3 separate regions of the Mus musculus genome follow, and regions 1 and 3 are each linked to region 2. A link is a contact called in ENCODE Hi-C or POLR2A ChIA-PET data. All regions are on one chromosome and are shown on one strand. The core of a region is the stretch at or near the end of the contact, and the rest is flanking DNA. Distances in the headings are between cores, read along the strand shown. Region 1 has its middle 14 kb from the start of Cep19. Region 2 holds the start of Tfrc (transferrin receptor). Region 3 holds the start of Fbxo45 (F-box protein 45).

Evidence for each region. Hi-C counts contacts between places; a loop is a spot of excess contacts on that map. ChIA-PET counts read pairs that join two places held with the same protein, here RNA polymerase II (POLR2A).
Region 1: a loop to region 2 is called in a map of T-helper 17 cell, with 4 times the contacts of the local background. The contact joins the enhancer-like site here to the promoter of Tfrc in region 2. A Hi-C loop is called at or near these places in 1 of 37 maps with a recorded cell type or tissue (T-helper 17 cell). POLR2A ChIA-PET finds 5 or more read pairs at or near these places in 1 of 5 experiments (Patski).
Region 3: POLR2A ChIA-PET joins it to region 2 with 12 read pairs in Patski. The contact joins the promoter of Fbxo45 here to the promoter of Tfrc in region 2. POLR2A ChIA-PET finds 5 or more read pairs at or near these places in 3 of 5 experiments (Patski and embryonic stem cell).

What each region holds. Positions count from the first base shown.
Region 1 is chr16:32,112,708-32,115,407 of GRCm38, forward strand. No RefSeq gene overlaps it. Among named protein-coding and RNA genes, the nearest start is that of Cep19, 14 kb to the left of the region's middle. Within about 2 kb of position 1,404, at least 1 of the 3 ENCODE cell types and tissues checked has a DNase peak (open chromatin) inside an H3K27ac peak, as active enhancers do.
Region 2 is chr16:32,607,553-32,610,252 of GRCm38, forward strand. It overlaps Tfrc (transferrin receptor), which reads left to right and starts at 1,344. Exons shown (of 19, transcript NM_011638.4): 1 at 1,344-1,484.
Region 3 is chr16:32,245,626-32,248,325 of GRCm38, forward strand. It overlaps Fbxo45 (F-box protein 45), which reads right to left and starts at 1,400. Exons shown (of 3, transcript NM_173439.2): 1 at 869-1,400. The coding sequence starts at 1,186. Wdr53 (WD repeat domain 53) reads left to right here and starts at 1,602. Exons shown (of 3, transcript NM_001185162.1): 1 at 1,602-1,642.

The sequences.
Region 1 (2,700 bases), core at 154-2,653, 490 kb before region 2:
TGGGAGAGGCATTATCAACCCGTCTCACACCTTCTCAGACTTCTGAGTACAAAACAGACTGCTTTCTCAAGACAAGACCTTCAAGCCTCTAACTCAAGCTAGTGGATTGCAATCTTGAGGATGGTCAGACTCGTCATCACAGCACAGATAGATCCCTGTCTCAGGGATTCGGATTCATGAGCCAAGGGGTAGGACTGAGACTCTGCTAACAGTCCTTCCCCCCTCCCCCCGCACCACACCCTCTGCCCCCCACCACCACACACACACACACACACACACACACACACACACCCCAACCACTGTGCTAGGCTTTTGTTCTTCAGTTTTGGAAACCCACAATCCATCATTCTGTTAACTCCACCACAATCCCACTGTGGCTCTCTGAAACACTCATAATAACGTAATTCTATCAGATCCAACCTTCCATTCAAACCGTCCCACAGTCACAACCCTTGGACATCGTGGCTCCCAGGTTCACCTTTATGCAGGCACTAAGCATGTAGAAGGCATTGTCACTAGAGATTCCACAGAAGGAAGGACTGATGTAGGCTAAAGCAACCGAGACACTTTAAGATGGAGACCGGGTTGAGCCAGGAGGTGGTGGTGCACGCCTTTAATTCTAGCTCTTGGGAGGCAGTGCCGTCTACAGAATGAATTCTAGGACAGCCAGGGCTGCACAGAGAAACCCTGACTAGGTTCCGGTTTATTCTCAAAGGTAAATTTATCTATTTAGAATGCAGAGGAATGAGCAGTGTTGATACCAAGAATCATGTAACCCCAGAAAACTGGAGGATACACTGGGCCAGTAATGCAGTGGTAAATGATTCCATGGGAGGGGCCTGTCTGCTGCCAGAAGCATTAGTACAACCAAGCAGCACTTAGGCCTGAGTACTACTGGGTGAGGCAGAGTGCGGCCATCCGGGAAATGGGTGTGTTTACTTAGGACTGGGGCAGATTAATCTACTTCTTCTTTCTGTGGAAAAAATTGCTCTCTCCTGCAAGGCGCGGCAAGAACTGAAACCAGGAGGAAGCTTTGCTCAATAGGAAGTGAGCTCCAATTCTAAAATGGGGAAGCACTGCGTTCCTCCAGCGAGACGATCCTGAGCTGAAAAGGAGTGAGAAGCGGACTCGGACGGCTGGGGGCCCCTGGAAACAACCCACGTGGCCGCCAGGAAGACATCGCGAAATCAATGGTGGAGCATCTGCGCTGTGGCATACTGGATTAGATTCCTCTCTATTCCTTCCATGAGGTGTCCTTACAAAAACAACTAAGGGGTTCGTTTATTCTAGCTCACAACCTCAGACTACACTACAGTCCCTGGAGGTTCCGGTGGCAGAGGCTTCCAAGAGCTGGTCACATGACAACCAGAACAAGTGTACCCACGTACGCGTCTCAGCCCAGTCTTTACTGTCTGGCGCCCAGCCCAGGAAACTGTGCCGCCCACATTGGAAGGGAGTCTTTCCACCTCTATTGAGATTTCTGAGTTCGAGGCCAGCCTGATCTACAAAGTGAGTTCCAGGACAGCCAGGGCTACACAGAGAAACCCTGTCTCGAAAAAAAAAAAACAAAAACAAAACAAAAAAAAAAAAAAAGAAAGAAAGAAAGAATGAAAAAAGAAAAGAAAATTCCTCAGACATGCTTGAGGGCCAACTTAATGTAGGCAGCTCCGCCTTCAGACTCCCTTCCTAGGCGATTCTAGATTGGGTCAAATTGACGAATAAAACTAACCATCATACATAGCGGTGGTGGCACACGCCTTTAATCCCAGCACTCGGAAAGATGAGGCAGGCAGGTCTCAATGAGTTCGAGGTCAGCCTAGTGTACAGAGTGAATCCCAGGGCAGCCAGGGATACACAGAGAAACCCTGTCTTGAAAACAAAGACTAACCATCACATACGACCTGGATACCCTAGCAAAAAAAGGGGGGGGGGGGAGCCAGAACCTTCGGGATGGGATCCAGGGCTAACTGCGAAAGCAACTTGCAGACTGACAGCAGATTCTAAACCCTTCCCATCACCTACCATACACGCAAGTCCCAGGACTGCAGCCAGCTGCAGAGGGACTGTGCTAGAGTAGGGCTTCACCATTTAAATGCGAAGACTTGGCTCCCGCTCTTTCGGTTTACCTAAATCCCATCTCCAGACTCTTTGTGTTACTTCTGTCCCTCCCTCATTTACCTCCCTCTCCCATTCCCATATACAAGTCCAATACTGGGCTTTTAAAAGAAGAGAAATGCCCTGCCAACGGGGTTGGAGTTGTAATGCCCTTCCCCTGAGCCTAATTCTTCAAGCTCCTTTCCACCTAACATGGTTGGAGGAACTTCCAAAACCCAACTGCTTTTCCCCTTAATTAAACCCAAATAATCAATTTACAGCTTTGTTCAATCTTGAATTCTTTTCCTGTCCCTTCACTTGCCCATGCCCCCGTAGGCCCGCTCATATAAATTGCTGTTGGCTGGATTCCGTACCTCTCCCAAGGCTTGGACTTTGATCATATCCCCTAATGACAGGAAGACATGGATATGTTCCACATTTCAAGTTCACTAAAGCATCAAAAATAAAAAATAAAACAGAGGAACTGCAATTCCTGTGAGTAGGTGGACGGCTTCTGACACTTCCTCCTGGGTGTAGTGGACACTGATGGACAGGAAGCACCGGGGAAGAAAGAAAATTAACCATTTATTTCGTGGTTTTCTTTTC
Region 2 (2,700 bases), core at 94-2,593:
TTTGTTTTTTGAGATGGAGGTTCTTGCTGTACAGCCTAAGCTGGCCTGGAAGTCACCCATCTTTCTGCTCCAAATTCTGAGCTATGGGGGTACCAAACACTGCTGTGTGCTTCTGTGCTTCTCTTACAGGGACTCAGTCTATAGCCGGAATCATTATTTCTTCTTTTTTTTTTCTTCTTCCTCTTCCTCTTCCCCTTCCTCTTCCTCTTCTCTCCCATCCCCCTCTCCCTCCTCCTCTTCCTTACCCCCTCTTCTTCCTCTTCCTCTTCCTTTTTTGTTTTTTGTTTTATTGTTTTTAGACAGGGTTTCTTTTTGTAGCCCTGGTTGTTCTGGAACTCTCTATGTAGACCAGGCTGGCCTGAACTCAAGAGATATGCCTGCTCTGCCTTTCACTGGAATTAAGGCCTGTGCCACCAAGACCTGCTTATGGTCTGAATTTCAGAGATCTCTCAATGGCTGTGTGCTCTGGCTTTATATATATTTTCTGGAGTAGTACAATTTGGACAAAGAAGGGTCTAAAGGGACCAGCAGTTAGTAAATCCCAAATACGCGTTGAATTTTAGAGCAGATAAGCCAAAGGTCAAATTCGTGGCTGGGAAGTAGATTAGTACTTTAAAAGACATTCCCAGGGTCCCTAAGGGCTCCATCTGGGAGCGCGCTATCTGTAGTCCTGTTGTGGTTTAAGATACCACTCTCTTTGTTATTTGTAAATTTACCACAGGCTGGGCAGTAAAGTACAGATAGGAAGAAAAGAGTGTGAACGTTTGCAGTTTTAACAGAACTCCTTTTATTTGCTATGCATTGCAACAACCCTCTAAAAGCAATAATGGCGATAAACATGCAAGTTAATCTACAACTTTATCACCCTAGTAAATCATTGGTTCCTATTTCCCTTCCATAGGCTGAACATAGTGAGCACTGGTAGCTCTTTGCTTGGCTTAAGCGCTGCTTGTTAAAATCTAAAAAAAAAAAAAAAAAAGATTTGCAGTTTTGCTTTAAAGTTTTTCCTTTAAAGCATCTCTGAGCTGCAAAAACTCGTCTTTAGGATATGGTTTTGGCGGAGACCTAAGCCTGCAAGTAGGAATATTTTAAAGAGTAAAGGCTGATACTTTCGAACTTGCACCGCAGGGTTGGGTGTCGGTCAAGGTTAGGCGGAGGGCGACAGGCCAACTCCAAAGACACGGCGGGGGAGGGGTGCGGTGGAGAAAGCGAGCCGCAGCCAATCGCACGCGCTCTCCCGACACCTGCCGCCTTGGCGCCTTTTCTAGGCTACTCCGCGCACGCACTGGCTGCGCGCGCAGTTCGCCTCCAGCGGTCTTGGGGGAGCACCTCGGTAGGTGTACGTGCGGAAGGAAGTGACGTAGATCCAGAGGGCCGGCCGGGGGGTGGGGCCGAGCTATAAGCTTTGGGTGGGAGGCAGCGCTGCCTTCAGAAGGCGTGCGGAGCGCGGGCTGCTGCATTGCGGACTGTAGAGGCGCTTCCTAGTGAGTGACTCCCTTGTCAGCGGCACGGCCCATCGTGGTCCTCGCGTGGCGGGCGGACCAGAGCGAGACGCCAGGGCCTGGGTGGTGCGGGCGGGGAGGCGGAGGGGTGTCGCGGAGTCCGGGGCTGAGGAGCGCGGGTTGCAGGTGCAGCGCGGTGGGTGTGGGGAGCCGCTGTACCCTGCGCCCCTCGGGTCCTCCGGGCCTTCGCAGGCCAGTGCTAGGCCGCGGGTTCGAGAGTCACCACGCTGAGGCGCAGGCTTGTTCCGCCGGGAGCACGTGGTGGCGGCTGGAGGAAGTCGCCCCAGGGAACGGCTGTCGGGGTACGTGGGTGACCTTGGGGCCCCTCGCAGGAGGGCGTCACAGCTGAAAAGGACAAAGCTGTTTTCTATTCGGTTACTAGTGTCACGGACATTTAGAGGGGCGGGGGGAGCTTCCAATAACTGCACGTTGGAACTTCGGCACCACCTGGTCGGTTTTTTTGCCAGTCTCTCCCTCTTGGCCCAGCGTGTGGAATCTCATTTTTCTAGGGCAGAATAGGTCTGAACGCTGCAGGTAATACTAAGAACGTCTCTAGCATCTCCTAAGATGGGAGAACGTAGAAATACGACCTCTTTGTACGAGCTCTTTTAGAACTAGCTGTAGAGAACCAGCGTGCACCCTGGTGTTGGACAGCTCTCTAAAATGGTGTTTGAGGGTAAGAAAACTGCATTTGCAAATTTTTCAGTTAGCACACTTTGTCCCGAGCGTAAAATGAAATGATCTCCTTATACTTAGGCAGAAGACTGGACTGGATTGCTGTTCAGTTTCTGTGCTATTTTTTTAAAATAGGATTTAAGTGGGAAATAGTTGTGTTACAGAAATTCTCGGCTATTCTGTGCTATTTTTTTTTAAATAGGATTTAAGTGGGAAATAGTTGTGTTACAGAAATTCTCGGCTACCTGATACTTTTATTCTAAGATTAGATGAGTTGGCTCTGAGCTGTGAAATATGACCTCTTTGACAAAGACATTTAAGCTGATTCAGGATGTTATCTACAAAGAAAACGGGATTTAGCTTGTGTGGGTCCACTTGCATTTATTTTCTGTTAAGGATTATAATAAACTGCTTTATACAGGAATCCAATATCAGCTGTTTTTTATATAGAGAGCATAATACTTTTTACTTTGAGAGAGGATGTTGTCAAGGAATGGTGGCTGTGAACCTGGCCTGTGTTGAC
Region 3 (2,700 bases), core at 150-2,649, 360 kb before region 2:
ATTAAAGGAATGCACCATCACACCGGCTTCATATGCCTTTGATGACTGCTCTCCTGAAGAGCTACCATCTATCTATGTGAGCTTAACCCAAGGCCTTTTGTTTGTTTGTTTGGGCTGGAGAATACTTGGTCTTGCCATGACCTGTTTGTTAGCATTTTAATTTTGTTATGAAAGCACAAGAAGCGAGAACAACAACAACAACAAAACCAGCAAAACAGGAATCAACATATTAGATGCCAGAAGAGCCATCACCTGAGTAGAACTATGAAAAAGTTATCAATCACAGCAGGACAAGGCAGTGTGATGAGTTATATGGTGCCAATGAGAGGAAGTAATAGTAAAGTCTCTTTCTTACAAGTTAATTAGCAGGATGCCTAGTCTTATCATCACTTGGAATCGTGAAATATTGTGGCCCTAAGAGAACGTGGGTGAAAATAATGTTCTTGTTAATCAGAGCTAGGAAAAGGGGTAGTGAACGCAAAAGATCCCAGCAACTAGACCTATTTTAAAGCGACATCGACGAACTAATGCCTTAAGTCTACTTGGAGGCCAGAAAAAATACATGCTCATGAGTATCGGCTGGTGATCTGTCTTTAAGAGCAAAGACTGTCGAAAGTAGAAAGACTGCTGAAAATGAATGATGGGAAACCACCTAGTATTTTAAAAAGTGAGGTGGATTACGAAGCAGAACTTCAATCCAAAGAAAAGATCGTTATGGAGAGGAGGGGTGAGAGTGGTCCTGACTGGCTGAAGCCGTGGGAAGGCGGGATGCTGAGGTGAAACCTCTGACTCAAGCTTTGAAGATAAACCCCGAGAGCGGCGGGCGGGAGAGGAGCCGAGCTTCGACGTGGCCCCGGGATTCCCTCACCTTGGCCTTGTAGCTGGGCAGGTTGCAGAGGATGTCCGTGCGCAGAGCCTCTTCTGCTAGGCTGCGGGCGCACAGGCTCCGCCACACCTCGCTGTTCTCGTCGCCGTGGAGGCAGCGGTACCAGTGCTTGCAAACCAGGGCGCAGCTCCGCAGCTCGGACAGCTCCAGGTAGGAGAACACCAACTCCAGCACCCGGCTGGGCAACCGGCCGCCGACCCCGGAGGACCCCGAGCCCGCGCTGGCGCCGCCGCCGGCACCGGCGCCGCCACCACTAGCGCCGCCCGAGGCTGCCCCAGCCCCCGGGCCCGGCGCCGCCATCGCCTCACCAGCCGGCCCGAGGGCCGCCGCCGCCGCCGCTTCGCCCCGTCTCGGCGCGGGAGGCCAAGCCTCGCCTACAGCCGCGAGCGGCTCGCTCACCGCCCCTTTCAGCGCCAGCCGCTCGCGCCTCCACCGCTCCCGCCCCTGCCCCGGGGCGTCCGCTGCGCGCCCCGCCTCACTGAGGGCAGATGGCGCGAGCCGCTCGGGTTCCCGCCCCTCGGAGCCGCTCAGCGCGGGCGCCGGAACCGCCCGCCTCGCCCGGCCTGCCCGCGACGCGCCCCGGGATCCGCCATGCGAGTTGAGGGCAAGAAGCAAGGGCGCACGCCCAGCTCGCCCGCCGCGCCTCTCTGCCCGGAAGTGACTGTTCGGCAGAGGCGCCTCGCTCCCTAAAGCTTGATGGGATTGGATGCTGCGTGTGAGGTCATCGCTCGGCGCCACCGGGAACGGGAAGCCCAGGTATGAGGCTGTTGGCCAGCGGGGTTCGGATCTGTTCGCAAGTGCTTTTTTTCTGTTTTTCCTCTAATGGCCTTGACTCGGCTCTCCTTGGCCTCTCTTCCTACGGAGTTTCCCGTCTCACTTGGTTTCTGCTCCCTCTCTAACTTTGTTCACGACACTTCCCTTTTTTGCTAGCCAATTCTTAGATCCTTCACCTTCAGGTCGCTTGGATCAATTTCCTTTCCCTTTGCGCAGTTGAGGACCTCTTGTCGTGGTCAGGTTAGATCCATTTTATTATATTTTATTTTTTTTTACCTTGAGAAATTGACATCTTCTTTTCCTGGCTAGCGCCGTAGGGGACTCACCAGAACCCATTCTCAAAGTAAGGTGGCTAAACCTGAGCAACCCTCGTAAATACGCAGGTTTTATTATATTTGAGATTAAATAAACAAGTGTAGGTAATCTCAAAGTGTCATTTGAATACTAAGTGTCACAATCTTTTTGGACAAAATATAGTGTGTTCAGTAAAAAGTAGTAGTAAAAAGATTAAGAAAAACGTGTTGTTGTTGGGTTTTTTTGTTTTGTTTTGTTTGGTAATTTGTTAATCCCTAGAATGAGGTAAGGTGGAAACATAAAGATGATTTCCTGGGAGGAAAAGAACCTAGCATTATTTAGTTATGCTATTTTAAAGAGCATTTAGAAAAAGAATAATAGAGACTGGAGTGATGGCTGAGCAGTTAAGAGCACTTTCTGCTCTTGTAGAGGACCTAGGTTCGTTCCTAGCACCCATATGGGTGCTCAAGGCTTAACCTGAGTTGTAGCTTAAGTTCAAGGGGAGCCAAACCCTCTTCTGGCTTCGGGAATGACTGAGCTGTACACACATACATGCTATACACATAAAATAAAGTAAAAGAACTACAGTGTGAGCCAGGCATAGATGAGATCTTTTAATCTGACTTTTTTTTATATATAATTCTCAACGCAGCTCTATGAAGTGATTATTATAATAATAGGGCTCACAGACTCAGGCATCAAGTCCAGTGTCATGCAATTTTTATGTAGTAAACCTTGCCTGAGAT